Linked DNA regions of Homo sapiens: regions 1 and 2 are each linked to region 3. The links are chromatin loops, found by intact Hi-C in ENCODE. Cell type or tissue: dorsolateral prefrontal cortex. All regions are shown on one strand. Links, peaks and the distances in the headings refer to the core of each region. The heading gives the core; the rest is flanking DNA.

Evidence for each region. Hi-C counts contacts between places; a loop is a spot of excess contacts. Peaks named below come from ENCODE experiments on the same cell type or tissue, not always from the same donor. Only the 100,000 strongest peaks of a DNase experiment are listed, where the experiment ranks them.
Region 1: it touches region 3 in a loop (4-fold over the local background); 20 of 110 quality-filtered maps call a loop at or near these places.
Region 2: a loop joins it to region 3, with 4 times the contacts of the local background. A loop is called at or near these places in 71 of 110 quality-filtered maps.

What each region holds. Positions count from the first base shown.
Region 1 is chr14:77,985,718-77,995,787 of GRCh38, forward strand. No RefSeq gene overlaps it. Among named protein-coding and RNA genes, the nearest start is that of NRXN3, 180 kb to the right of the region's middle. RefSeq lists an enhancer at 7,897-8,516. In dorsolateral prefrontal cortex, for the core only: a CTCF peak has its summit at 5,871 (motif pointing left); DNase peaks (open chromatin) are centred at 3,414 and 4,034; H3K4me3 peaks cover 938 bases; H3K27ac peaks cover 6,223 bases.
Region 2 is chr14:78,560,591-78,570,660 of GRCh38, forward strand. All of the region lies in intron 4 of NRXN3 (neurexin 3), which reads left to right. Among named protein-coding and RNA genes, the nearest start is that of NRXN3-AS2, 140 kb to the right of the region's middle. In dorsolateral prefrontal cortex, for the core only: a CTCF peak has its summit at 6,155 (motif pointing left); a DNase peak (open chromatin) is centred at 6,151; H3K4me3 peaks cover 928 bases; H3K27ac peaks cover 967 bases.
Region 3 is chr14:77,858,714-77,868,783 of GRCh38, forward strand. ADCK1 (aarF domain containing kinase 1) reads left to right here. Exons shown (of 11, transcript NM_020421.4): 4 at 363-566. Among named protein-coding and RNA genes, the nearest start is that of ADCK1, 64 kb to the left of the region's middle. RefSeq lists an enhancer at 3,728-3,927. In dorsolateral prefrontal cortex, for the core only: CTCF peaks have their summits at 3,672 (motif pointing right) and 3,871; DNase peaks (open chromatin) are centred at 1,668 and 3,668.

The sequences.
Region 1 (10,070 bases), core at 1,199-9,198, 130 kb after region 3:
TTATTGGACACTTGAAATCTTCTGAGAATCTGGGCCCAGCTATGTGTGAGGTACAGACTGGCTCCTTCCTTGTGTATGGAAGCAGATGGCCACTAGCTGGCCAGGAGATAAAGGGCAAGGTTTTATGTGTTTTATTTTATTACTTTATTTTATATTTTTTTGAGAAGGAGTCTCATTCTGTCACACAGCCTGGAGTGCAGTGGTGCAATCATGGCTCATTGCAGCCTCAACCTCCTGTGCTCAAGAGATCCACTTCAGCCTCTCGACTAGCTGGGACTATAGGCGTGCACCACCACACCCAGCTAATTTTTATATTTTTTTTGTAGAGATGAGGTCTCACTATGTTGCCAAGGCTGGCTTCAAACTCCTAGGCTCCAGTGATCTGCCCAACTGAGCCTCCCAAAGTGCTGGCATTACAGGCATGAGCCACCACGCCCGGGCAAACGGGCAAATTTTTAACTTTGAATTTCACCTGGCTGGGCGTGGTGGCTCACGCTTGTAATCCCAGCACTTTGGGAGGCCAAGTTGGGTGGATCACGAGGTCAGGAGTTCAAGACTAGCCTGGCCAAGATGGTGAAACTAGAAATACTGTCTCTACTAAAAAGACAAAAATTAGCCAGGCGTGGTTGCGGGTGCCTGTAATCCCAGCTACTGGGGAGGCTGAGGCAGAGAACTGCTTGAACCCGGGAAGCAGAGGTTGCAGTGAGCCAAGATCGTGCCACTGCACCCCAGCCTGGGGGACAGAGTGAGACTCCGTCTCAAAAAAAAAAAAAAATTCACCTTTTGTATCTCCTGGATTGTGAGGAAAGGCCTCAGCACCCTTGTTTTGCATGCTTCATGGCCCCAGAGGCCAATTCTTGAATTTAGTGATTTGAAAAATATTTGCATGCCATCATTTTCTAGTTGAAAAACTCTCAGTGTCTGCCTAATTCGCATTGTCTTAGCCTAAACTTCTTATTTATCTATCAAAGCTTTCCATAAAACCACCCTACTCAAACTAGTTCTACTTCAAGCATTTTCCCCTTCCAAAATTCTCCATTTGAAACTCTTAAGGGCCTGGTCTCTTTAATATCTCACACAAATTGTTAATTGCACCTTTTTTATGATTGTTCTTGCTGCATATTCCAGTTCTGTTTTTTCATCAAAGCTTAACCAAAGCACTGTATCGTTTATAAATCTGTTCATGATTATGCTAGCTTTCACTGGGTGCTACATCATGGCTTAAAACAGGGATCAGTAACTATAGCCTGTGGGCCAAATCTGACTCAGTGCTTATTTTTATAAATAAAGTTTTATTGGAACACAGCCATGCTCACATATTTACATATTGTCTTTGGCTGCCTTTGCATTACAACAGAAGAGTTGAATAGTTGCAGCAGAGATCATATAAACTGCAAAGCCTAAAATATTTACTATCTGCCCTGGCTTAAACCATAAAATTCAGCACTTAAATTTGTTTTATGCTTCATTGAATTCTTTCAAAAAGCCTTCTCAGATTCTTCTTCTTCTTCTTTTTTTTTTTTTTTAAATTGGGACAGGGTCCCACTCTGTTGCCCAGGCTGGTCTCAAACTCTTGGGATCAAGGGACTCTCCTGCCTTGGCCTCCCAAAATGTTGGGATTACAGGTGTGAGCCACCATGCCTGGCCTTTCAGATTCTTCTTTATTCCTCCTCCTCTCACTAGCCACTCTTTACCTTTTCCATCTTTTCCTGCTCTGAATTTCTGTCACAATTTATCTGTATTTTTTTTGTGCTTTTCTCCTTCTAAAATTGTAAATAGTCATTTATTTATGTATCTGTTTTGCATAATGCTCTAGCCTATAAATGCTTTGAGGGCAGAATGTCTTTAGGATTATCTCTGTACCCTGTCAGCAATTAGTGCCCGAATTCAGTAAACCAGGATAGAACCTTGTTGGTTGTAGAGTCTAACATGGCTCCTGATTGGTCCCCCTGAAATTGCCACAAAGGGTATCACCAACTTCTGGAAGTTCTATGCAGGGGTATGGCATCATGAAGAGCTGTGTTTCTTCTGGACTAAAGCTATCTAATCCTGCCTTTGAACTGATAGCCAAATCCTGCTTCCTTAGTAGTAAGATCACCATCTTATGGAGGGAGAGAAACCTTGCAACTTTGTGGATGAATTATGGGGTCTTATTGACCCTGGTTCATTTCCATCCCTCCTGTCTTTTCCAACATGAGCCCATTTTATAGAATTCCAGGTGTAGGCCCATCAATTCCATGGAGATGTCCAAGAAAGGAACAGCTTTCCTTTCTCTCAATTCTTGTTATACAAAGATTCAATAATATTGTGGTCGTCAGGATAATGGACCCCCCAAAAAATATCCATGTCCTAATCCCTGGAACCTGTGAATATGTTACTTTACATAGAAAATTAGATTTTGCAGATGTGATTAAGGTTAAGGACTTTGAGATGGTGAGATTATCTGGGATTATCCAATTGGGTCCAATTTAATCACCTAAGTCCTTAAAAGTGGAACAGCCGAGGCAGAACAATAGGTCAGATAGATGTGATGTGAGAAGAACTTGATCCACTGTTGCAGGCTTTGGCAATGAAGGAAACAGGTCATGAGCCAAGGAAGAAGGGCAGCCTCTGGAAGCTGGAAAGACAGGGAAACAGATTTTCCCCTGGAGCCTCCAGAAAGGAATGCAGCCCTGGTGACACCTGGATTTCAGCCCAATGAGACCCAGGTTAGACTTCTGATCCGTAGAACACTTAGATAATAAATTCGTGTTGTTTAAGCCACCAAGTTTGTGGTAGTTTGTTATGACAGTGACAGAAAACTAAGACAGATACACTTATGTTTTTGGCTTGAAATGGCTGGCCCCTGCCACTTAATCCAAACGGTTCAGTGACTCAGAGGCAGAGTGGGGAGGTGGAGGCCAGATGGACATTTGCCCATCCATTACAGAAAAAAAAAAAAAAAAAAGGTGGTGTTGTCCAGAGTCCTGGAACTAAAGCTGGCTGGTTGTCTTGGAAATCATGACCTTTATCCCTAAGAAGAAATTAAACTGAGCGAATGTGAATGACGACAGCAGCCTTTTTGCTGGCAGTCTATTTGGGGAAGGGACGGACTGGTCTTGTGGGTTGCTTTTCTCACATGTGTATACAAGCTTCAGGCTTTTAGTGCCAGCTGGTAGAATTTTGGTCCTCAAAGAATCAGAAACCCTAAAGTCCAGGGGAATGGCTCTGGTTACGAAAACAATCTGATGAACTCTGTATTAGTTATCTATTGCCACAAGAACGCTCAATAGAAAACTATCCCCCAAACCTCACTGACTTAAAACAATAATTATTTATCATGGCTCACAGGTTTATGGACTGGCTAGCCCTTTCTGCAGATCTGGGCTGGGCTCAGCTGGTCTCAGCTGGGCTTGCTCATGCATCTGTGGTCAGTTGGCAGGTTGGCCAGAGGCTGATTGGTCTAGGATGACCTCAGCTGGGGTGATTCAGATCTTTTCCACATGCTAGCTCATACTCCAGAAGTCTAGTTGCTTTTGTTCTTATGATGGAGGCAAGGGGAGCTAGTGAGCGAGTGTGTGTATGAGAGAGAGAGAGAGGTGGGCAAAGGTCTCAAGGCCTTGGCTTGGAACTGACATGCTGTCACTTCTGCTGCATTCTATTGGTCAAAGTAAATGACAAGGCAGCCTAGATTCAAAGAACAGGGTAATAGGCTGAACCCCTTGATGAGAGGAACTATCAAGTCACATTGCAAATGCTGTGGGAGGGATGAAAGATTAGGGCCATTTTTGTAGTCAATCTGCCACAAACTCTCTGGGAAAGGAGAAGCCCTTAGCCCCAAATAGCTCCTGAAGGCTGAAGTGAACGAGGCCACTGCCCACATCTGGCTCCTCTCTGCAGGCTGTGAAAACATCCCACGGCAGTCCTAAGGGAGCCATCCGAGCCTCCAAATCCTGTCCCCTCTTCACTGCCTGCCCCCACTGCCAAAGAAAGCTACAGTGTTCTCTGTGAATTGCCAGCCGCAGTCCCCTCCCTTCTCTGCCTCTCTGTTCCAAGCCCGAGGGAGGTCGTGGGTGACCAGCTGGCTTGATGAATGCGGCTTCTGTAAACCTTCCCCGGCCTCTGTCGCTGCATCAGCGTGAAATGAACTTGCTAATACTCTAAGAGCCACAAACCTTTTCCTCCACCCCAGCACGACACATCGAATCGATCTGGCTGGGTGAGCCGCGACAAACCCCACAGAAAAAAGCATCAGCAAATTTAAAGCCTCATTCGAGGTCTTGATTCACCATAAACTAAGTTGCTGGCAGCAGGCATTGACACTTCCACTGTGGTTGATACTGCGATTTATTTGACTTGCCGTTAAGATGTTGATATTGACCAAGACTGAGTTCTAAATGAAAAGGCCCATGGCAATATATCTTTATTGCTCAAGTAATCCGAGGACTTGCTAATCCTTTCCTGTCCGCCAAGATGGTCTCACTCAATAATGTTGCAGAAATTCTCTAGGAACACAGAAACCATCACTTAGATACAACAAGATGTTCTTTCCCCACAAGGCCTCCTGAAAGAGGAATGGTGGTACAAGCAGTGTGTTTAGTAACAGGACCAAAGTGTTGGAAATCTGTTCTTGCCCCCACAGCCCAAACCATTATATTTTTTTTAACTTTTCAGAGACCTAACACCTTCCTTTTCAGAAACCCAGAAACAAATCACAAAGGACTTTGTATGGGACTTGCTCATGAAGAGTATCCGCTTCCCTTTCTTCACCTGGCCCATGTTAGGGCTTCAGCCTTGCCTACCTCTAACCCAGGCAAATGAATCCTGGTCCCAAGGGGCACTATGATGTCACCCTTAGTGCTGGCCCCAACAGTGAAATTAATGTGACAGTTGGTTCTTGCTAATTTCAAGGCCCAGTAGGAACACAGAGAAAGAATGGAAAATTTATTACCTGCTAATTTATTTTCTCATTGAAATGTCATCTGCCGCCTTCACTTTAGGGGAAAATATGTTAGCAGTAGAGTCATATAGGGCGCCTTTTGTATTATTTTGGGTGTCAGGGTCCCTGCAGAAATCAGCAGGGAGAAGAACCCACACAACAGGGTCAAGGAAGCAGCCCAGGGTGGCTGGGTTAGGGAGCGAGCCAGAGGGGCAGAATTTTCCAGCCCAGCTTCTTTACCCAGCTCTGCAGTGGGAAGAGGCCCAGACAGGTGGAACCACAGGAAGACAGAGCTTTCACAGATGTACTATCTGTGTCAGGAGAAGCAGGTGCAGGCCACCCCAGACACTGATCCACAGTGTGGCTGTTGTTCTTGTCTCTCTAGAACAACTGATGACAGTCTCCGCTAGCCCTCCTGGCTTGCTGTTCTGGGGATGAAGGGATTGATCACAGCCTCAACCTCATCCCAAAGAAGCACTGTCACATAGAGATTCAGAGTGCAGGCATGGCAGTCACACAGTTTTGGGTTTGAATCCTGGCTTCAGTGCTTACCAGCTGGGTGACCTTGTCACTTGTCCTTTCTAAGCCACAGTTTTCCCATCTGTCAAAAGGAGGAAATAATAACGACACCATGGCAGACACTGTTTATTGGCTCCTGTGTTCCTTGGCAACAGATGATCAGTTTTGCTCAGATATCACTTCCCACAGTTTCTGGGGGACGTGGGCTCCATTCCTGGTCCAGGAGTGATCCTGTGATAATTTCTGGCCAATGAGATGAAAAAGGAAATTTTCCGAGGTGGTTCTGGGAAAGATTCCCCTCCTGGTAAGAGAAGAAGGACAAGGAGTATCTTTTTGCTTTGTCTGACCCCAGTCTCCTTCTTGATGTGAAGTCAGAGGGTGAGAAGAGTCTCTCTGCTTAGGTTGCCCCCTGCTGCCTACCGGGAAACTTTGCTGAGTTTATCACCAAGAGACCAAGAGAATGTTGGGACACCTGTCCATACTCCTGCCTTTGTAGGGCAGCTGAAACAAAGCCATTGACTGCCTATGTTTTATGTGAGAAGAATGGACCTCTGTTTAATTAATTAATCTTTTGAGACTGGGTCTCATTCTGTTGCCCAGGCTGGAATGCAATGGCACGATCTTGGCTCACTGCAACCTCCACCTCCTGGACTCAAACCCACATCAGCCTCCCAAGTAGCTGGGACTACAGGCATGTGCCACCACCTTTGGTTAATTTTTTTGTATTTTTGGTAGATATGGGGTTTTGCCAAGTTGCCCAGGCTAGTCTTGAACTCCTGAGCTCAAGCGATTTGCCTGCCTCGGCCTCCCGAAGAGCTGGGATTACAGGTGTGAGCCACCATGCCAGCCACACCTATTTATTAAAGCCAGTGTGAACTGGTAAGTTTGTTCCTCATAGCCCAAATTATTCCTAAATGATACAGGTACCTATGTTGTGGCTGTGATTAGAGCATTAAATGAGATTGTCAGAGGCCCTTCTGGACAAAGACCTGAAAGTTTCTCTAGTTTCTCTCTGCAAAGACTTTTTTTTTTTTTTTAATTTCTTTATTTTTTTTGAGACAGAGTCTCACTCTGTCGTCCAGGCTGGAGTGCAATGGTGTGATCTCAGTTCACTGCAACCTCCACCTCCTGGGTTCAAGTGATTCTCCTGCCTCAGCTTCCCGAGTAGCTGGGACTACAGGCATGTCCCACCACGCCTGGCTCATTTTTGTGTTTTTATTAGAGGTGGGGTTTCACTGTGTTGGCTAGGCTAGTCTCGAACTCCTGACCTCAAGTGATCCACCCACCTCGGCCTCCCAAAGTGTGGGGATTACAGGCGTGAGCCACCATGTCTGGCCTCTCTGCAGTCTTGACATAGATTTGTGAGATCTGCTCCCTGGGAATAATGATGAAAGAGAGAGACTGGGGAAAAGGAACCGAGGAGCTGGGTCACTCCACTTTTCTCTTTCTGTTTTGGGGAGAAGGCAATTCAGGCCTTAGCTGGATGATTTTCCATCTACCACACATGTGCTTTCCGCTGGGTCAAGTATCTATTGAATACATCCTGTAGATAATAACTGGATTTTAAAATCTGTAGACCTGAAATTTTGATAAATTTTATTTTGTTTTCTTATTGCTTTATCTTCTAATTTTAGAACTGTGGATGGCATCATTTTAGCTTGAGTTCATTAAGCAGAAGCTCCCATTGTTTTAGTTTTTGATTTCTTTTTTTTCAATTTACATTATAAAATATTTTATTTTTAAGCAATATATTATCATGGTTTATTATTCATAAGGCACAAAAGAATATACAGCAAAAAGTCTTCCTGCCGCCATAACTTTCCAGCCATTGAGTTCTTGGAGGCAACCAGTTTCTACCAATTCTTTTTTTTTTTTTTTTTTTTTTTTTATTGATAATTCTTGGGTGTTTCTCGCAGAGGGGGGGATTTGGCAGGGTCATAGGACAATAGCGTGGGAAGGTCAGCAGATAAACAAGTGAACAAAGGTCTCTGGTTTTCCTAGGCAGAGGACCCTGCGGCCTTCCGCAGTGTTTGTGTCCCTGGGTACTTGAGATTAGGGAGTGGTGATGACTCTTAACCAGCATGCTGCCTTCAAGCATCTGTTTAACAAAGCACATCTTGCACCGCCCTTAATCCATTTAACCCTGAGTGGACACAGCACAGGTTTCAGAGAGCACAGGGTTGGGGGTAAGGTCACAGATCAACAGGATCCCAAGGCAAAAGAATTTTTCTTAGTACAGAACAAAATGAAAAGTCTCCCATGTCTACTTCTTTCTACACAGACAGGGCAACCATCCGATTTCTCAATCTTTTCCCCACCTTTCCCACCTTTCTATTCCACAAAACCGCCATTGTCATCATGGCCCGTTCTCAATGAGCTGTTGGGTACACCTCCCAGACGGGGTGGTGGCCGGGCAGAGGGGCTCCTCACTTCCCAGTAGGGGCGGCAGGGCAGAGGCGCCCCTCACCTCCCGGACGGGGCGGCTGGCTGGGTGGGGGGCTGACCCCCCCCACCTCCCTCCCGGACGGGGCGGCTGGCCTGGTGGGGGCTGACCCCCACCTCCCTCCCGGACGGGGTGGCTGCCGGGTGGAGACGCTCCTCACTTCTCAGACGGGGCGGCTGCCGGGCGGAGGGGCTCCTCACTTCTCAGACGGGGTGGTTGCCAGGCAGAGGGTCTCCTCACTTCTCAGACGGGGCGGCTGGGCAGAGACGCTCCTCACCTCCCAGACGGGGTCGCGGCCGGGCAGAGGCGCTCCCCACATCCCAGATGATGGGCAGCCGGGCAGAGACGCTCCTCACTTCCTAGATGGGATGGCGGCCGGGAAGAGGTGCTCCTCACTTCCTAGATGGGATGGCGAGCGGGCAGAGACGCTCCTCACTTTCCAGACTGGGCAGCCACGCAGAGGGGCTCCACACATCCCAGACGATGGGCGGCCAGGCAGAGACGCTCCTCACTTCCCAGACGGGGTGGCGGCCGGGCAGAGGCTGCAATCTCAGCACTTTGGGAGGCCAAGGCAGGCGGCTGGGAGGTGGAGGTTGTAGCGAGCCGAGATCACGCCACTGCACTCCAGCCTGGGCACCATTGAGCACTGAGTGAACGAGACTCTGTCTGCAATCCCAGCACCTCGGGAGGCCGAGGCTGGCGGATCACTCGCGGTTAGGAGCTGGAGACCAGCCCGGCCAACACAGCGAAACCCCGTCTCCACCAAAAAAAATACGAAAACCAGTCAGGCGTGGCGGCGCGCGCCTGCAATCGCAGGCACTCAGCAGGCTGAGGCAGGAGAATCAGGCAGGGAGGTTGCAGTGAGCTGAGATGGCAGCAGTACGGTCCAGCTTCGGCTCGGCATCAGAGGGAGACTGTGGGGAGAGGGAGAGGGACAGGGACAGGGACAGGGACAGGGACAGTTTTTGATTTCTTTACCATTAAGTCTGCCATTATGCTCTCAGGGGGACTAGCTAGTTCTCTATGCAAAGGGAACCTTTGGCTAAGTGACAAATCATTTTTTTTTAATGCCAAGAATCACCTTCCAATTAATTTATTTTCTAAAATTATTCCAATCATTGTCTGAACCCTGGAGCTTGCTGTGTGGTAACAGCCCATAACCTGATGGACCTTGCAGGCCTTTTGCAAGGATAATAAAGACAGGGGCTATGGCTGGGCATGGTGGCTCATGCCTGTACTCCCAGCACTTTGGAAGGCCGAGCTGGGCAGATCACCTGAGGTTAGGAGTTCAATACTAGCCTGGCTAACATGGCGAAAGCCCAGCTCTACTAAATATACAAAACTTAGCCAGGCATGGTGGTGTGCACCTGTAATCCCAGCTACTCAGGAGGCTGAGGCAGGAGAATCACTTGAGCCCAGGAGACAGGTTGCAGTGAGCCGAGAGTGTGCCACTGCACTCCAGGCTGGGAAACAGAGTGAGACTCCATTTCAAAAAAAAAAAAAAAAAAAAAAAAAAAAAAGACAGGGGCTACAAGGCCATGCATTCTTAGCTTTGAGTTGATAAAACTTGTTTGTCTCATAGGTTAAATTAATACATGGTAAAGTTGATCTTTTGTGTGTGCACCGTTCTATTTTTAACACATAAATGGGTTCGTGCAACGATCATCACAAAAAGAAGTGTGGTGAAGGCTGGGTGTGGTGGCTCAGGGCTGTAATCTTAGCACTTTGGGAGGCTGAGGTGGGTGGATCACTTGAGATCAGGAGTTCGAGACCAGCCTGGCCAACATGTTGAAACTCTGTCTCTACCAAAAGTATAAAAATTAACCAGGTGTGGTGGCACATGCCTGTAGTCCCAGCTATTTGGGAGGCTGAGTCAGGAGAACCGCTTGAACCCAGGAGGTGGAGGTTGCAGTGAGCCAAGATCACGCCACTGCACTCCAACCTGGGTGACAGAGTGAGACTCCGTCTCCAAAAAAAAGGACTTTGCAGAGAAACTAGAAAAACTTTCGAGCCTTTGTCCAGAAGGCCCTCTGACTATCTCATTTAATGCTCTAATCACAGCTACAACATAGGTACCTATTTCACTTACGAATAATTAGGGCAAGGAGGAACAAACTTACCAGTTCACGGTGGCTTTAATAAACAGGGGTGGCTGGGCATGGTGGCTCACACCTGTAATCCCAGCTCTTT
Region 2 (10,070 bases), core at 1,426-9,425, 700 kb after region 3:
ATGCTGTGAGAGTTATTACAAGCCAGCTGGATTAGAGGGCCACCTCTCTTGAATCATTCAGAAGCTGAAGTGCAGGCTCTGGGATGGAGAGTTTCTCAATATGCCAAAGCTATTGGAATGCAGGCAGGTCTGGAGACACTTAGCTGGAACCTGGGGGAAAAGAGTGTTCAAGATAACTTCATAGAGGAAATTCCCTACCGCTTTTGGCTTTAAAGGATAATCATTGGTTCTTGCTGGTCTTGTACTACTATTTCCTGAGCTACTCTGAAATAGAATTGCTTTTAGGTTTCAGGTCTTCATTTATAGAGCTATATCCCTAAAAGATTAGATACGTCTCAGGGATGTTTTTCAGGATGCTTTTTCGCATCATGGTGATTGTATTAGTCAGGTTAGACTTGATTATGCTGCAGTAATACATTACTTCCCAAATTTTAGTGACTTAGAACAGCATAGCTTTACTTCTTATTCATATTACATGTTTAACACTGGGTAACAGTGGGGCTATGCTTATCTTGGACGTTCAGGGACCTATACGCTCAGAAGCTTGGCTGCTTTTTGATGTGACCATCTCGACATGAGTCTTTAGGGTTTTCTACAGCAGAGAAAGAACAAGAAATAAATTGTCTCTTAAATGTTCTTACCATTTTCATTGGCCAAAGCAGGTCACATGATCATGCTTACCTATAACTTTGTAGAGAACTGTAATTTTTCTGTCTTCTCAGAGAGAAAAGAGGACTGGAAATGACAGAGAATATGAATAACATATACCACAGTTTCATTGGGCATGAGAAAATGGTGATACTTTGATAGATCTCAGAAAATTACATACACTCAGCACCATATACATGCCCTTGAAGAGAAGAGACCATAGACTCTTAAAAATGTAAGTATCTCAGAGGAGATTTTGGCCAGTGAATCCAAATTATACAGCTTGGAAGTCTACAGGTTTATGCCATAGGGGACACAGAGGGGAAAATGAGGAACTAAGATGGGAATCTTGCCCACACATCTCCTTCAAACAGGGCAGTATAGGAAAGCATATACTTCCAAAATGATATGATTTTCAGTCCTACTCTACCTCGAACACTCTTCCTGGAACATACTCCAATTTGTCATCGGCTCCTCTTAAATTCAGCACTCAGTCATGAAAATGTTCTTTCATACCTGGTCTCATCAGTGTAGAGGCCAGAAGACCTGTTGGTTTTCCTTGCTTTGGATTTGTTATTTTGGCAATTAACGTTTCTGACAATCATACTATACCTTTGACTCATTATAAGCCTCATGTGGGTTTCTCTACTCCAAGGAGGCATAGGAGTTTAAAATAGGAAAACAGTAGTACGTTGTGATGGATTGTATTTTTCAAAGAAAGTCACAATAATATTTCCCATCCCATGCACTCTTCTGCAATGTATCCTTGACATTCTGTCATCAAGATTAAGAGGTAGACTCTCTCTCTACCCTCTTGAATGTGGATAGGCCCTATGATGGCTTCGATCAATAAAATATGGTGGTTTAACGCTGAGGCAGGTGGGGCACGATGTCTCACGCCTGTAATCCCAGCACTTTGGGAGGCCGAGGTGGGTGGATCATGAGGTCAGGAGATTGAGAACATCCTGGCCAACATGATGAAACCCAGTCTTTACTAAAAATACAAAAATTAGTCAGGTGTGGTGGCACACCCCTGTAGTCCCGGCTACTCAGGAGGCTGAGGCAGAGGAATCGCTTGAACCCAGAAGGCGGAGGTTTCAGTGACCCAAGATCGCGCCACTGCACTCCAGCCTGGTGACAGAGTGAGACTTATATCTCAAAAAAAAAAAAAAAAAAAAAAAAAGTGCTGAGGCAGTGAGGCAGCTCTGGAAATAGCCCTTAACTGGCTTGGCAGCTTCTGTTTTCTGACTCTTAGAAGCCAGTTGCCATGTAAGTAATGTGACTACCAAAAAATGACCACACTGTGAGAAGCCCAAGTGTGGTGGAGAGGCCTTGGGGAAAGAGATAACCCATGAGGCAAGAAAGAGGCCCAGGAGGTCCCAGGCATGGGAATGAAGAAACCAGCTTGCACATCCTGCCCAGGCTACAATGGACTGTAACCACATGAGAGGTTCCAAGATTAAACCACTCAATTGACCCCAGCCAACTCATAGCACCATGAGAAATAACATTGTTTTAAGCCACTATATTTTGGAATAGTTTTCTTAAAAATATAAAGTGATAGATAACCATAATAGAAATTTGTGCTAGAGGAAAATCCTTAAGACTCTTGAAAGCCATTTTGTCTAACAAAGAGTGTAAATAAGATATGGCCTTAACGATCCTAAGTAATTTTTCTAGTTAAGAAATAACTGTAATCAGTTGAGTGTTTTTCCACTTTATGTGACTTCAGTTGAGGCTGCAATCATTTGGTGTCTGGATGAGATGGGACATCCAAGGTACCTCATTCACATAAATAGCTGGCAGTTGATGAGATAACTCAGCCAGAGAGAACCTATGCATGATCTCTCCATGTGACCAAGGCTTCTCACAGGATGGCAACTGGGTTCCAAGAAGGGCTATCTGAAGAAAAACTATTCTTAGAAAACCAGGCAGAAAAAATAAAATTTCTTATGACCTAGCTTCAGGAGTCATTCATTGTCACTTTTGCTATATTTTGTTGATCAAAAGCAAGGCAAAGGGCTCTCCAATATTCATCGATTAGGGGACTACACAAAGGGAAATATTAGGAGTCATGGTTTATTGGGGGGCTATCTTTGGAGACAAGCTACCTTGATGGATAGAGAAATGATAACGGAAATAGGTTTGATGAAAAACGTGGTTAATCTGAATTGCAGTAGGTCTGATGGTTGGTTGGCAAGTTGTCCTTATTCTGGTGTATGGGTGAAGGGAATAAGCAGTGAGTTAGCTCTTACCTAGATCCATCCCCTAGAAAGTAACTGTGTCCAGTTATCAATGGGCAGGGCTTGCTGGGCGTTAAGCACAGGTAACCTCTAGTCTTTTACTATGTTTCTGCGACAGTGGCATAAAACAGCTTTTTAATGAGACCTACTGAGATGCACTGACAGATCTCTTCCTTTCCTTTTGTGTCTAGCCCATCCACCTTCATGTAAATGATTTATCAAGAAATAAGACCTAGGATTTTGAGATGGGTACATAAGAGCAAAAGAGAACTAGGATGAGATCATTCTCTTTTGCCTGCCCTTCAGCATTCTCAATGCAAGCAGGTTGGGGTTCTAAAGGAAGAGCAGGGATGACTGGAACCCTATAGCAGTGAGTCTGAGGAATGGGATCATGGGGGACCCAGAAGGAGGAAGCAGAACTGGAAGATGTTTCCATTCTGTGAAAGTGGCTTTTGGCTTTGAGGCAGCAACAGTAATATTTCATGTCTTCCGTGGTGTCTCCTACCTTTAAATGTCAGTCTCTGCAGCTGCCTTATCTCCTGTAGCACATTTCAATTAGGTATTCCAAATTATACTCTTTTCTTCCAGGACAAATATGCCAGAGGTGATATTTACTGTTACAGCAGCATTTAAAATACTTAGGGGGAAAAAATCCTAGTGAATAGCAATTTCTCCCTTATAATAATAATAAAGCACAATAATAATGGAGAGAGGAGGTGAATTCTGGCTTTGATGCCAATAACTGGCTGACTTAAAGTGAACATCTTTTGTCTCCGCCCTCTTTTGTCCCCCTCCTCCTATTCCCGCCTCAGTGTGAAGGTTATAGTGTTTGGCTCTGTCAAGAGCAACCTCACACATCTTCTTCACTGGAGGCTCACAAATGCTCCTCAGAATGTCTATTTAACTATCTCTAGGTAGGACTGGGCTCTGACTGGGCTCCTACTTCACCCATTACCTGTTTCTTCCTTTGTCCTGAGAATGTTTGCATGAAGCCAGAATCTCTGTTTGTTTAGAAATTTACCAGGCACCACTGCTTACTCCTCACCTATGGGACATTGTAGGTCCTGATGGAACACCCCGGCCTCCTCTCTAGGAGGTATATGGGTTAGAAACTTATGTATTGTACCTTTCCTTCTTGGAATCAAGTCCTTGGCCTGGTAATGAAGGTCCTTCGATCTGGTCTGCATTTTCCAGCTCCATCTCCTACTAATCTTTATATCCTTATCTACTGTTTCCCTAGGCTGTTGTCTTCACGGCCGCCATGGTAGGTTTTGCCTATCATCCCAAACCTTGTGCAGGCCTACCACAGTACTTGACATATGGTGGGGGTCTCAGTCAGTATTCTCCCCTATATTTAGAACCCTTCCACTAGATCTTGTCTTCATATTTTTGATTCCTGCTCAGGGATCAGATTATGTTCCATGTCCTCCACTGAGCCTTTTCTGACCTCCTCAGCGCACTCAGTGCCGTTCCCTCTCTGAATTTCTAAAGTGCTCAGCAGCAGCAGCACTCATTTGGCACTTGGTATATACTATCTTATGCTATTTTGTATGACCATATGTTGTCTATACAACTACATTATAAGCACCTGATAGGGATAACTGTGCCCTGTGTGTTTTTCCTATCCCTTTGATTCTAAGATAGTTCCTTGAACATTGAAGATGCTCAGTTAATATTCATTTATTAAGTAGATAGATCAAGGAGTAAATGAAAGCAAGGATCCTAAGAAGCCTGCCTTTTGGTGCCAATCTATTCAATTTGGAATTCACAAACTTACCTAAAACAAGGCCTTTCAATTTCCTGTTTCCCCTGTAAACAGAGCTCTACCACCAGGATTTCTCAGAAGCTCTTTCTCCACACTGAACCCTAAAACTGAAGGTTCAGGTAGAGAGCTTTTCCAGTGTGAGAGAATTTTTAAAGCATCTGGGGTTTGGCACATCCAGTGCTTTGAAAATCAAGGTGTCTTGATCATTGGGTGAAGGGGATTAGAACAGCAGGCTGTGTTTTCAAGTTCAAGTCCATAAGCAGACAGGAATAGAATCCCACAAGAGTTTGTTCTGTCTCTGCCATTTACTAGTTAATCTCTCTATGCCTCAATTTCCCCATTTGTAAAATGGATTTAATAATGGCTGTCTACCTTATAAGGTTGCTATGAGGTGCCAGTGTGATAATAAACGTAAAAGTACTTTGAATATTGCAAAACACTGTATGAATGTCAGGAATTAGGCAGGCAACAACTATTTCTTGGGGGTTTGTTCTGCATGTAGCCCTGCACTATGTGTAGATAGAGGCCTCTGTACATTACAGAAGACTGGCAGAGGCATTGGGGATTCATCATGGCTGGAATTCTGGTTCTCAGATAGATGAAAGCTGGAAAAAGTATTATAGCCTAGCAATCACATCTGAAAGGTTGGCAGCAACAATTGAGTCAGAGAAGACGGGAGGTGAAGTATTGGCAAAAATTTGACCCTGGTCATTCTTTGAACACTTCAGATTTCCACAGATTCTATCCCTTTAACATTTCTGAACGTTATGATTTTGCTTCCTCCCCACACTGGCAGCTCTGCCTCAATGAAACCGTGTTGCTTTTTTGGTTGATCAATTGTGCCCAACTTCCTGATCATACTTGTCCTGAGAGCCTGTGTTAAGCTCATGCCGGCTCTCCCACCCCGCCCCCAACGCCGGCCAAAAAAAAGACTCTCTAAAAACAGGTGCCCCCGATGATCTCACACTGCTGCTGGCATTGGCAGCAGCCCAGAAGGGCCAAATGGTGACTTCAGGTCCAGGGAGGCTACTGTCCTCAGCTCTGTTTTCATGTAAATGTCGCTCCTGCTGAAAGGAAGTGGATGCAAAAAAATATCTGCTATGGAAGCAGAACTACCCCAGACTAAAATGTTGGTTTTTTTTTTTTTCTCTCCCCCTTTTCTTTTCCTTCAAGTTTTCCATGTGGCATCAGCAGCTGAGTAAGGGAAAGCTAAGAGGTTTAAGTGTGCTGGGGCTGGGTGGGCTAGATTAATAACCCAAAGCCTTCCAAGCTGGCGGTGCTGGGTGAGACAGGCCAACCAGAAAGCGTTAGGTTATGGGGAGCCCTGGCCACAGAGCCAGACCCTACCAGGGTGGAAGGTGAAGGAGCAGCGAGCTCTGCGTGCTTGCCCCGAGCCCCCACCTTCCTTCCTTCCTCCTCCCTCTGGTTTCTTTCCTCCCATTTTATCGAGTCCCTCTGAGATGGCTGCGCACCAGTGGCTCCAGCCTCTGACCGTTGCTGCCCTCTGCTGGGAAGAAAGCTTTACTCGGTGTGGAAAGTGCTAAGCTCTACCAGGGACCAGCTTAATGCAGACCAAGTCCACAGTCTGTGGCTAGTGTGTGATTTGGCCCAGAGGAAGGAAGGACAATTCAGAAAACCCTTGCACCACAGTGTTTCCCTAGTGGTTTCAGGTGGGGGCAGGACTTTGGAATCTATTAGGGAAGGATTGCTTGAATCCTCAGAGTTCTCTGTTCAAGAGGAACATCCCTGGGAGAGGAGCCTCCTGGCTCCTCTTTACCTGGGTCAGACATGATGTATGGAGACTCCACCATGGATGACCCTTAAATATGATGGATGGCTTTAGTTACAGGACACAATTCTTTCTCAAGGGAAGGTGACCAAAAGAAGTTGGGTCTTGAAGGGGCTGCAGGATGGGCCTGGAAGTCTCTTGGCTCTAAAGGAACCATCATAGAATGGGGATTCTGAGCAACCAGGAAGCAGCAGAAAAATATGCAAAGCCAGATGGGAGTGGGGAATATTGCCCATTAATGGGCAAGAGTACATAGAAAGGTAGATAATAAACTGGCTTCACCACTTCTCAACTTTCCCCAGAGCTGGCTGTGCCAGTAAACTGTGCTCAGCTGGCTTTGGATGAGAGAAGGACAAGAGGGTGCCTATCTCCAGCATGGCTGTGGGGTCGCCCTGCTCCATCTCTGGATCTTCAGCCTAGAGTGCAGCCCAGCCAAACAAGAGCGATGACCTCACTGACCACATGTAATTCTGCTTGAGGGATTTATTTTCTTCCATGAGCTCCTGCCAAGACTCTTGGTTAAAGCTAATGGGGCTCCCCCAGCCAGTGAGTGTCTCCTAGTTATATGTGTAAACAACGCCAGGCAGGAAATAGGTTTCCTGTTCTTAATGGGCTTGTTAAACCTCTTATCGAGTGGGGTTTAAATGGCTTTATTATGAATAATAATAATAGTAAATAAACATTATTATTATTAGTAGTAGAAAAATTATGATGTCAGCCCTGACTACCCCTTCTCATTTTAATCTTGCCAACGTGGAGGTCTTTGGCCTCTAAGTGCACAGGAATATGGTGAGTGACACTGGGACTTATAACTGGAGAAGATGGCAGAATTCATCTTCGTTGCCTGCAGCTTTCCAATCCTGAGCCCTTTTCCACTTTCATCGTGTTTCCATCTCCATCATTCCTTTCATTCAGGGTTTTCATGATCTTATTCTATCAGAGAAGATAGAACTACACATCCCTCTCCTTCTCAGTTTTATTTAGCATTGAAAGCCATGGACAGAGGTTCTGAGGTTAAATTGAGGTATCGGGTAGAGGGGATTTTGGAGAGAGCAGTGGATGCTGGTAGGGGAGCTCAGTTGGAAGTGGGGCTCATGTTCTGATCTTCAGTGCCGAATGTCTGTGTCCCTCCCTCAGATTTACATGTTGAAACGTAATCACCAATGTGATGGTATTAGGAGGGGGGCCTTTTGGGAGGTTAGTAAGTCATGAGTGCTTTGGGATTAGTGCTCTTATAAAATAGGCCCAAGGGAGCTTGTTCACCCCTTCCACCATGGAAAGACAGAAGAAGAACTAGAAGCCACCATCTATGAACCAGGAGGTAGCCCTCACCTGATGCCAAATCTTCCAGCACCTTAATCTTGGACTTCCAAGCCCCCAGAATTGTCAGATACAAATTTTTGTTGTTTATAAGCTACCCAGTTTATGGCATTTTGTTGTAGCCACCTGAACAGATTGAGATATCCAGTTTATAGCTGGAACTGGAGGTATACCAGGTATCCCAGACTTTGGTAATTTATGTATCAGGTTCACTATTTTCACCATAACTCCCTACAACAGTATTGATTTTCTTTACACCGATTATCTTGTTTGACTTAAGTAGATTTGGCATCATCTTACAAGCAATATGTCTTTGAAATCCTGGGTTCAATGTGTTAGCCAGGTTTTTTACTGACTGCATATTGAAATGAATATCTAAGAGCTAAATATTTTTTCCTAAAGTTCATCATGTGGCAAATGTGTCACACCCTCCAGGGAAAACATACCACAACATCTGGAGACACTGCTATAGGGTAGTGGTTCTTAAACTTTAGTGGGCATGAGAAACACTGGCAGAGCTTCTACCAGAAACACTGGTAGATAGCTGTGCTCTTCCCCAGAGAATCTGATTCAGCAGGTCTGTGGTGGGAAATATGACTTTGCAGGTTTTTTTTTTTTTTTTTTTTTTTTGAGACAGGGTCTCATTCTGTCACCCAGGCTGGAGTGCAGTGGCGCGGTCTTGGCTCACTGCCAGCTCTGCCTCCCAGGTTCACACCATTCTTCTGCCTCAGCCTCCTGAGTAGCTGGGACTACAGGCGCCAGCCACCACGCCTGGCTAATTTTTTGTATTTTTAGTAGAGATGGGGTTTCACCGTGTTAGCCAGGATGGTCTCGATCTCCTGATCTCAGGTGATCTTCCCGCCTCGGCCTCCCAAAGTGCTGGGATTGCAGGCATGAGCCACTGTGCCCGGCCTTTTCTTTATTTTTTGAGACAGAGTCTCATTCTGTCACCCAGGCTGGAGTGCAGCAGCGTGGTCTCGGCTCACTGCAAGCTCCGCCTCCCGGGTTCACGCCATTCTCCTGCCTCAGCCTTCTGAGTAGCTGGGACTACAGGTGCCCACTACCACGCCCAGCTAATTTTTTGTATTTTTAGTAGAGACGGGGTTTCACCATGTTAGCAAGGGTGGTCTCAATCTCCTGACCTCGTGATCCACCCATCTCGGCCTCCCAAAGTGCTGGGATTACAGGGGTGAGCCACCGCGTCCGGCCGCCTTTTATTTTTTTTTGAGATGGAGTCTCCCTCTGTCACCCAGGCTGGAGTGCAGTGGCACAATCTCAGCTCACTGCAACCTCCACCTTCTGGGTTCAAGCAATTCTGCTTCAGCCTTCAAGTAGCTGAGACTACAGGCACCCGCCCCCACACCCAGCTAATTTTTGTATTTTTAGTAGAGATGGGGTTTGACCATGCTGGCCAGGCTGGTCTCAAACTCCTGATCTCAAGTGATCTACCCGCCTCGGCCTCCCAAAGTGTCCAGAACTCCTAGACTCAAGCGATCCTCCTGCCTCAGCCTCCTGAGTAGCTGCGACTACGGGCTTGCACCCGGAAACTGCAGTTCTAACAGTTGCTCAAGAGATGTTGATATCCAGGGGCCACACTGGCAGTGGCACTGGCCTGGAGAATAAGGGCCTGTTCTCCATTTCCACATGTGAAAATTTCCTCATTTGAAAATGGGGATAATGTGTGCTGTATAAAATGAAATAATTTTTTCTTGGTGCCAATCTGTCTATGCAATGGAATGTTTGTGTCTCCCCAAAATTCACATGTGGAAGCCCTAACTGCCAATGTGATATTAGGAGATAGAGCCTTTGGGAGGTAATTAGATCATAAGGGTGAGGTCCTTAGAATGAAATCCATGCCCTTAGAAAAAGGACCCCAGAGAGTTCCCTCACCCTCTTTCTGCCATGTCAGGATACAATGAGAAGTAAGAAGTCTGCAGTACAGAAGAGGGCTATCACCAGAAGCTGACCATGCTGGCACCATAATCTTAGACTTCCAGAATGCAGTACTGTGAGAAATAAATTTCTATTGTTTATAAGCCACCCAGTCTATGGTACTTAGTTATAGAAGCCCAGATGGAGTAAGCCAACCTGTTTGGAGTGTTTTTGAGCTGTCATGCTTTTCAGGTTCAGCTTAAAGCTCAGATGGGAAATACAGGAACTTCTGCAGGTTAATTCTGGTTCTAAGTTCAAGTCCTAAGAATAAGCCCATTATGCAATTCTGGGTGGCCAAGCAGTTCTCCAGCAGCCCCCAGGAAGTATTCTATCTCACAGAATCCTGGCAAAAGGAGACAGTCTTCTCAGTCTG
Region 3 (10,070 bases), core at 587-8,586:
ATACTTTAACTCTGTGTCCCTTGAATGAGTCATTAGTAGGTTAGACTTGGTTAAAAGCCTTGAATGCTTATTTCTAGGGAGTGGGACCCAGACTAGGTAAGTTTTGATGAAGAGGAGGAGATAGGAAGCACTGGGCCGTGTTTGAAGGGCGGCCTCTGTATGAGGTTGGAGTTGACTGCCCCGTGTACCAGGAAGCTGGACACCAAGGGAAAAGGTGTGTGTGTGTGCGTGTGTGTGCATGCATCTGCCCTGGGCATTGTGGGGTAATGAGGGTTTTCAAGCAGAGCAGGAAGGTGAAGGGAACAAGGTGTAGGGAACAGTCTGCACTCACACCTCTCTGGTCCTGGCCTGTCTTCCTGCAGGTGCACCTTCGCTCTGCCAGGCGTCTCTGTGAGCTCTGCTGTGCCAACCGGGGCACCTTCATCAAGGTGGGCCAGCACCTGGGGGCTCTGGACTACCTGTTGCCAGAGGAGTACACCAGCACGCTGAAGGTACTGCACAGCCAGGCTCCACAGAGCAGCATGCAAGAGATCCGCCAGGTCATCCGAGAAGATCTGGGCAAGGAGGTACCCACCTTTGCAGGGGGGATGGGCCTTGGTTGGGATGCTTCAGAAAAGGCCCCGGCTGAATTCTTGCAGCCTCGACCAGGGTGCTGGGGATCCACCAGTGACACAAAACCAAATGTCACAGCCACTCTCAGTGCTGAAATCAAAGAGGTTAGAAGGAATCTCAGTGGCCCTCAGTGAAACATACCAGTTCAACCATATGAAATAGTTCATATGAGACTGTTATTGACCTGAAACCTATATATCATTCATATGGTTCAACCTAATAATAAATGTCACTTACTGAAGGTTTAAGGCCTTATTGAAGCTTTATCCTCAGTAGGGCTTTGAAGCCCCATCCCATCTGGTTTCAACCTACCTGTCTGTAAGTTGGTGGGGCAGAGTGACACTGTGGTTTAGACTCTAGAGCCAAGAGCTTGGACCTTGCACAAATGATTGATCTTGGCACCTCACTTTCCTTATCTATAGCCCACCACATAAGGTTGCTGTGCAGATTACACGGGATAATGAATAGAAGGTGCTTAGTATAGTACCTGATGTAGAGCAAGTGCTCAACAAATATTAGCTATTATTTGTATAGTAATGGTGTTCTATACTATTGTGGTTGTTGTTTCCCTACGCTCTGGTCCCATTGTGCTACCTGTCTCAAACTCACTGTGTTGTCTTAGTCCTCAGTGCTTGTGCCGTGGTCTACCATCTGCCTGATGTCTTTGCTTCATTCTCTACTTGTCAAGTGACTTCAGGCCATCTGCCTATCTGTCCACCCAGCTAGCAAATCCCAGGCAGGGTGCTAGGTGCTGGGTTTCCCGTCCAAACCCCAGCTCTTCTAGGAAGTCTTCTGTGACCCTCCCTTGACCGATCTTATCCCTCCTTTGGGCTCTGCAGAACTTTGCTCCCTGCACTTGTGCAACTTGTGGCTTGATTAGTTGTGTCTAAGGATTTCCCTGCAAGTCATAGTCTTTGAGGATGAAGACCATGACAGTCCTTTTACTCTGTATTTACAGCTCTGGAACAGTACCTAGCAGGTGCCCTGGGTCTGCTTAAAGAGCCAATGGATGAACTAGAAATAGTGTTGTTAGGCTACTTGGCGCAGGGCCAGGAGAGTAGGGCAGAGGTTTGATAAAGACCAGTGGTTCCCTTTTTACAGGGAGCTGGCACTGACTATTGGTCCCTTAATGTGGAGCTGGCCCCAGGTACGCAGCATCCATTCAAAGGTGTCCCACTTCTCAGTGATATCCTGGCCTGGAGCGGGGGTTGGATCATACAGCAGGTGAACATAGAAACATCTCTGACTCCTCTGCCACTGAGGAACATGTCCTCCAAAGGGAGAGACATTGAGTGAAAGGTAAACCCGAACTGTGGCTGGAGTCAGGGAGCAGGCTGCAAGCTGGGAGGAGCAGGGTCAGGAGAGAGGGACCCCAGGCAGAGGGGACTGAATTGGCATAGTGCTGGCCCACTCATGGCTTTGCCTCTTGCCAAGACTCTTGGCCCCCAGCTTCTAACAGCACGAGATTCACCCCCAAATTAAAACTAAATAAATCACGGTAATAACAGTGTGAAGTGCATCATTGCTGGCGTGTGGCAGCTCTCTGGGGGTGGAAACAAGGAGCAGGAGGCAGCAGGTTAACCCTTGGAGGCTGACTTGTCTGGAGAGCTGGGGAGGGAGGTGGGACAAGGGCAGGTTAGTGGCTGTCCCCAAGCCAGGGTGGAGTGAGGGAAGTTTGGAGTGTCAGCAGTCATGGTGGCCCACCCAGCTGGCTAAAGAATGTTTGGGGTTGGAAGACGTCGCCTGATCTTCAGGGCCCCTTCTCCAGTCCCCTCCACCCCCTGCCGATTAGCCCTGAGCACAGTGGCCATGTGGCTCCTGCCCCCACAATGCTTCTTTAGACCCCTGAGGAAATGGGCTACTGTCCATGTCATGGTTCTGAGGGGTGTCCCTCGCAGCTGGGGAGCTTCTTCAGAGCCCTCTGGGTTCTTACCAGGGCCCCACAGGCACACACTCTGTCTTCCCTGCCCTCTTCCTCCTCCTCCCCCTTGGAAGATGGCATTTGTTCCCTGGTGACACACTTTCCCAGTGTGTGGGTGGAGGGAGGGGAGCGGGGCCATGTGGGAAGAAGGGTGGGTGCGTGTGGGGGTGTGAGGGCGGGGTAATGTCACTCACTTGGCATTTCCAGCCTCCTCCAGCCCCTCCCATGACACTTCTCGGGGAGCAGTCTCGCCTCCAGGATGCTTGAGTGGGCCCCACTCATCCTCAGCTCCATGCCAGCCCTAAGACCTTCTGCAGAAAGCTCCATTTCATCCCTGGCTTAAAAGAGGCTGTCAGTTATGCCTCACCACCTTCCTAGGTCCCAGTCCTCGGATAGGCTTTGAGGTTACCTTGAGCTCAGAGATTCCATAAGTGCTCCTAAAGCTCAGACTGTAGAGAGCGGTGGTGTGGTGAGGGAGGTGCTTGGATGGTCAACAGCAGTGTTAGAGGTCACTATGTCCTCAGACCCATCCCTGTTGCAGGCAGGTGGGGCCCGGCCCTGTGGGGCATTCCCAGCATAGGTGTGGGGGTAAGATTGAGGGTGCAGTACTTCTGGACCCCACGGTTCATATGCATTTCTGGATCAGCCAGAATTTCTGCACATCAGCTGGCACCATCAGTGCAGAGGTGAGGGCACTCGAAGGGGCACTCTCCTTGCATAGCATTGGCTCAGGCAGGGAGTGCGCTGGGGCCACATTGCTAAGGGAGGGCTGGTGACAAGCAATGGGATGAGACCTCATGTCCTCTAATTCCCAGGCTGGTGATTCGTCCCCTACATAACAGCTTCTGTTTGGCAGGAAAAAAAGCAGTTGTGTGTGTGTCTGTGTGTATCTTGGAAGTTTCTCAGCTAGTATTACCAGAAAGAAACTTACTTTTTTTCCTTTATTTGGTTGTTAGGCTTATATCCTGAAAGACAGGTTCCAGGAAGCAATCAGGAGCCCAGCCTCTGGGAGGTGGGGTCGTTTCTGCCTCCTCAAAAGTGACCTCGTTCTGGACTGGGTCAGGGGTGGTCCCAGCCTTGGTCCCCTTGACTGCCCTTGGGGCTGTGGGTCCAGATGCAGTGCTGACCTTGGCCAGCAGATGGCGCCTGAGCTTGCAAGTCAGGGATGGTTGTAAAGACCTGGCCCTTCTCTTTGTGGGGGGATCCCTGACCAGGTGGATGAGACTGGGGGTCTTTCTGCTCTTGGGCATGGTTCGTGCTGTTGAAGGAACGCAGGCTGACATCTCTACACCCTGAATGGGCATGCATAGCCTCAGCCACGAGGCTGTTGACCACCCTGGGTGCCTCAGCCCTTGACTCCATGTTGGAGGACGTGGTATTGGAGTTAGGAGTTCTCTGATGCTCCGCAGTCTCTGATGGCCAGTGATTCTGTGCTTCAGCACCTTTTCCTTCATTCCTTCTCTCTCCTGCTGGTCTACGCGGTTGGCATTTAGTGAAAAAGGACAGTGCCGGACATTTGGGTGTAGCCAGGGATGGGTACGACCTCATTCCAGTCCTCACAGTCCAGGGTCATGGGAGGTTCACTCATCATGGTAATACATGGCCACATAGTGCCCAACGAGCTTGCAGAGGAGAGAGAGGTTGCCTTGGGCAGATGGAGGCTTTCTGAAGCAGGTGGCCTCTGACCCAGCCCCTTAGAGATGGATGGAATTGGAGGAGGTGGATGTTGGAGGAAGTGATTACTGATTAATAAGCTGGGTTCAGCAGAGGTGCAGGGACAGGAAAGCATAAAGCATGGAGGTGAACAGTGAGGTCTTGTTGATTACAATGTGGCGTTCAGCCGGTGAATAGTGGAGCAGAGGTTGTAGGATTGGGGCTGAGGTCACATTATGAAGGGCCTAGAATGTTCTTTTCAGAATGTGAGTCTGAGGGAGAGGAGGACTTGGGGAGGGACCTGATCAAAAGAAGGACGAAGAGACTGAGATATACGGAGTGGGGTGGGGCATGTGGTCGGGTGGTTGAAGGAATTTGCCTAATAGGCTGAATATTTAGTAATGTGGGAGATGAGGTCATCTTTGAAAAGTGGAGGAAGATATAGATGGGGAGGTTTGAAGTGGGTGGGAAGCTTGGGGATAGAGTTATCGTGGAAATTAAGGGATGATCTTTGAATTGTCAGCCACACTATGCTGTTATCTTTGGTCATGCACACACATACACACACGCACACACACACACACACATCTATACCTGCCCCCATGACATACAGACAAGTCAGATCTTGTTACAGCCTATTTCAAGAAATGGTCCAAGCCGTGCGTGGTGGCTCATGCCTGTAATCCCAGCACTTTGGGAGGCTGAGGTGGGTGGATCACTTGAGGTCAAGAGTTCGAGACCAGCCTGGCCAACATGGGGAAACCCTGTCTCTACTAAAAATAGAAAAATTAGCTGGGTGTGGTGGTGGGCGCTTGTCATCCAAGCTACTTGGAAGGCTGTGGCAGGAGAATCACTTGAACCCAGGAGGCGGAGGTTGCAGTGAGCTGAGATCAGGCTATTGGACTCCAGCCTGGTCAAGAGAGTGAGACTCTGTCTCAAAAAGAAAAAAAAAAAGAAATGGTCCAGTTCTGTCCTAGAATATAGTTATATCAGATAAGGTTCTGTCCACCTCTGAAATCCCATGAGAAACTGAAGGAAATGAGGCCAGCTGCTGGCATGGAGCACAGAAATACCTCTGTTAGGGGCAATGCTTATATTGGTGTCTGGGTGGTGTGGTTTGGCTTTTGTACTCTGAAATTTGTTTTTATCAGTTTTTCACCCCCTGGTCTTTCCTCCCAGGGGAACTTATTTTACAGCTCCCCATAGTACGTAGGGACAAGCGTATGCTGCAGGTGCTCTGTGTTCTTGATGCACCATCTGACTGGAGTTTCAATGAGAATGAAGGAGAGAGAAGGTGCAGGGGTACCGTTGTGCAACGGGTAGAATAATTCATATCCAGTTGTTTTGTAAGAGCCTGTGGGTGCAGTGGGAGGGCAGCTTGTCTTGTTTGCTCAAGGTTTAAGCAAATGTTCAGAAAAGAGATAAAGAAGCCTTTCCTCCAAGAATATAAACTGTTTATCCAACTTGTTGGTGGTAGAGGCAGAGAGCAGGCACTGTAGGCGCAAGGACCAGCATGAACAAGGCAGAAGTGGAGAGATGAGGCAGGAGAAGGCCTGCCTGGGCGAGGGGCACACAGCACCTCTGTTGTCCCATGGAGAACTTGATGGGAGGGGGTAAAAGGTGCCCTCTTTTTGCATCTCTTCCTCCAGGCTATGGCAGGTTGGCCAGAGCTGGGCTGGATTTCATTCCTGTGTAACTCAGGGCTCTCTAGAGAAACAGAACCAATAGGATATGAATGTGTGTGTGTGTGTGTGTGTGTGTATGTGTGTTTGTGCATGCATGTTTGCTTGTGTGTGTGTATTTAGAGCTAGAGAGAGAGAGAGAGACTGATTGATGTTAAGGAATTGGCTGATGTGGGTTATAGAGGCTGGGAAGTCCAAAATCTGCAGAGTGGCCCAGCAGGCTGGAGACCCAGGAAGAACCGATGGTGCAGTTCAAGTCTGAAGGCTGTTTGAAGGTTACCTGCTGGCAGAATTCCTTCTTGCTTGGGGAAGGTCAGTCTATGTTCTGTTCAGACCCTTATCTGATTGCATGAGGCCCACTCATGCTATGGAGAGTAATCTGTTTTATTCAAAGTCCACTAATATAACTGTAAATCTTGGCTGGGCACAGTGGCTCATGCCTGTAATCCCAGCACTTTGGGAGGCTGAGATGGGAGGATTGCTTGTGCACAGGAGTTCGAGACAAACCTGGGCAATATAGGGAGACCCCATCTCTGTTAAAAAAAAAAGTTAAAAAAATTGAATTAAAAAAACAAACAAACAAACTGTAAATGTCACCTAAAAATACCCTCACACAGCTGAGTGCGATGGCTTATGCCTGTAATCCCAGCACTTTGGGAGGCTGAGGCAGGCAGATCACCTGAGGTTAGGAGTTCGAGACCAGCCTGGGCAACATGGTGAAACCTCCGTCTCTACTAAAAAAAATACAAAATTTAGCCAAGTGTGGTGGTGCACACCTGTAATCCCAGCTACTCAGGAGGGTGAGGCAGGAGAATCCCTTGAACCCGGGAGGTGGAGGTTGCAGTGAGGCAAGATCACTCCACTGCACTCCAGCCTGGGTGACAGAGTGACACCCCGTATCAAAACAAAAACAAAAACAAAACCCCTCACAGAAGCATCCAGAGTAATGCTTGGCCCAGTATCTGGGTGCTGTGGCCCAGCCAGGTTGACATGTAAAATTAACCATCATGATTCCCTATGTGGCCCTCAGCCAGGATTTCACATGTGTACCCTCGGTCTGCTTTCACACGGCCTGGAGCTTCATAGCGAGCCTTGGCGGTAGACAGGAGCCAAACTGCCTGTTGGTATATTGGCTTTGTGGCCTTGGGCATGTTACTTAACCTCTCTGTCCTGTCCCTCCATTTCCCGATCTCTAAAATTGGAATCATAACACTACCTGCCACCTAGGCTTGTTGTGGGGATGGATTGAGTTAATGATTGTGGAGCATCTAGTGCAAGCTTGCTGCAGGGCAAGGGGCAGTAAACGTTAATAATTCTTTCTGTGTATTGTGCTGTGTGCTTTTTATGAGCAGGTACTGGGGTTCTGAGAGACTCGTAAATGGCAGAGTTCCATCTTTACCTGGGCTTTCTGATAACTGGTACAGCTCTCTGTCCCATATTCAGTCATATGTTGCTTAATGATGGTGATATGTTCTGAGAAATGCATCATTAGGTGATTTTGTTGCTGTGTGAACATCATAGAGTACTTACACAAACCTAGATGGGACAGCCTACAATATACTTTGGGTATATGGTATAGCCTGTTCTTTTCAGAATATGAGACTGAGGGAGGCTTGAATCTAGGCAATTGTAACACAATGGTGCGTATTTATCTGTCTAAACATAGAAAAGGTTCAGTAAAAATATGGTATTATTAATATAATGGATCGCTTTTGTATATGTGGTCCGTTGTTGACCGAAATGTTGTTATGCGGCACATGACTGTACTGTTTTGCTAGAATAATCCTCCTTTCTCTTCCTCTTCCTGATCAGTACCCAGCACTCTATCTGGTCAGCCTCTTCCCGCTACTTTTAGAAATCCCCACAGGCTCCCAGGCAGCCTGGGTTTCTAGGGCTCTGTCTCCCACTTTGGGGGGTTACCTGGGGGGCAGCTCAGCTGGTTAGGGTTAATTGCTGCAGTTTCCCAAGGCCCTTTGGCAGCTCTCCTCTGGATTAGGGACTCTGAAGTATGTGCTCTTGGTCTCCAGGCAGGGCTAATTCCATGGATGAGGGGTGAGAGGAGGTGGAAGTCTGGCCAGATCGCCAACAAGGAGTCACAGGTGCCTGTAGTCATGGAGTTGGTGGTTGTGCTGTATTTAGGACCCACTCACCTAACCCTCTTCACTTGCAAGGTGGCAGCCAGATTCAGCTTCCCTTACAGTGTCCTGGTGGGGCCGGGTGTGGGCTATATCCAGGGCTGAGCATGCCCTGGGCTGGACTAGGAGTAGGGAAGTGGTTAGAGCAGAAGCGGGGCAGGAGAGCCCCTCCTACCCTGGGGTCTGACTCCACCTGTGCCTGCAGCCCCCGCAGGGGAGAGATGCCTCCAGGCTCTCATATTGTTTGCTTCTTTCCAGCACTGATCCAACTTCTCCCCATCCTCCTCTTATTTACTCATGTGCATTTATTGAGCACCTCCTCTGTGCCAGGTACTACACCAGCCCCTGGGGTTCCTGCCCCCTGGAGCGCCCTGGCTGTGCCCCTTGGAGTGCCATTCTCCCATGCTGGCAGGGTCCAGCTGAGGTCAGCTCACCCTCTAGCAGCCCAGGCTGCATCACGGGCCCAAAGCTACCTGGAAACCTTTGGCGGTCTGTAGACTTGCTTCTCCTGGTCCTGAGCACCACCTTTGTTTGTTCAGGCATCTGGTTTGTCTCCCCAGACTGTCCCCAAGAAGGCTACCAAATGAATATTCTGGGAATGGAACAGAAGGATCTGGTGGCCATGAAGCCATGTACAGGAGGACTAGGGGCCAGGGAGTGGGATCGCCTCCTCCCAGCTGGGCCTCATCCTGCCTTCCCAGCAGCTCTCAATAAAAAATACATTTGTATTAAAAACATAATGAAGAATAAAAAAACCCATTTCCCCCCCAATAATGCTGACATCAAAAGAAGATTTTTATCAATTATGAGAGAGATTTCGGCCATAAAATTGCAATTTAACTAGTGGGAGATGGATGGCAGGAAGCATTGCTGTCAGCACGGACGGATGGCCTGCTGTTAGTCACTGCGGGAGAGGCAAGGCAATGGTCGAGGTGGCCCTGGCTTGTGCTTCCTGCTGATGCCCCATCTGGCCCGACCTTCTCCCTGTGACCACTGCCCTCCTGCAGGCCTGTACCCTGTCTGTGCCCTGCTCCCGGCCTGTGTCCTGCACCTTGAATCCTGGTGTCACCATGTTCTATGTCATCCTGGGTAAGTTTTGTGATTTTGCTGAGCCTTGGTTTCCTCATGTTTAAACAGGGATGATAAGAGAGCCTTCACATGAATAGGGCTGTGGTGAGGAATGAATGCTATAGCCCAGCCAAAGTGCACTGCCTGGTGAATGGTAAATGCCAGTTCACTGTCAGCTGTGCTTGTTACGTGTCGAGTTGTTGCGAGAGCAAAATTTGGCAGTTAAGACCAGCACCCTCATCTTGTATCCAGCACCTTGCCTGGTGCCTCGATCTTCCTGAGGTTTAACAAATACTGACTCTGTTTGTTCACCTTCTGTTGTTCAGTGGCAAGTGCTTTGGACAAAAGTTATCTGGGAGAATCACTCATGGGTTGTGAGGGCTTATAAATCATTTAGTGCGACCCCCACATTTCACAGGTGAGGAAACTGAGGCTCAGAGAGGGGCAGTCACTTGCTTAATGACACAACTGGTTGGTGGTAGAAACAGGACTAGAACCCAGGTCTCCTGATTCCTGATCCAGTGCTCTTTCTCCTGGACTATTCTGTTTCAGATGGAAGCTCAGTGCCCGGAAGAGAGGGCAGCACTCAATCGAGCAATCGGGCTGGGCTTGCTGTCAGAGCCACCCAGTGGGCCTCCGTAGCTTGCATTGTCCTTGGGACCTTGTAGTTTCCTGCGGACTTTGAGGAAGCCATATTTTCCTAAGTCCAGGATCCTATGGTTCTTTTTGTCCTTCTTCCAGTCTTTTGTCTTGCCAGTGGTTTGGGGTGATTATACTAATGTGCTCACCAGTTCACTCTCAGTCCACAGGCTGCACGTGGGGTGCCTCCCCTTTGTTGGGATCTAGTGCTCAGGGTCGTGCCCAAGCCCTCTGATCGGCTGGTGTGTCTGGATTGTTCCATACCCACTTCCTGCAGATAAAAGGCCTCAACCCATGGTGGCCCCATTCACTAACCCCGGGAAGGTTGGGACCCACCACTTGTTGGTTTGCTTACCTAGA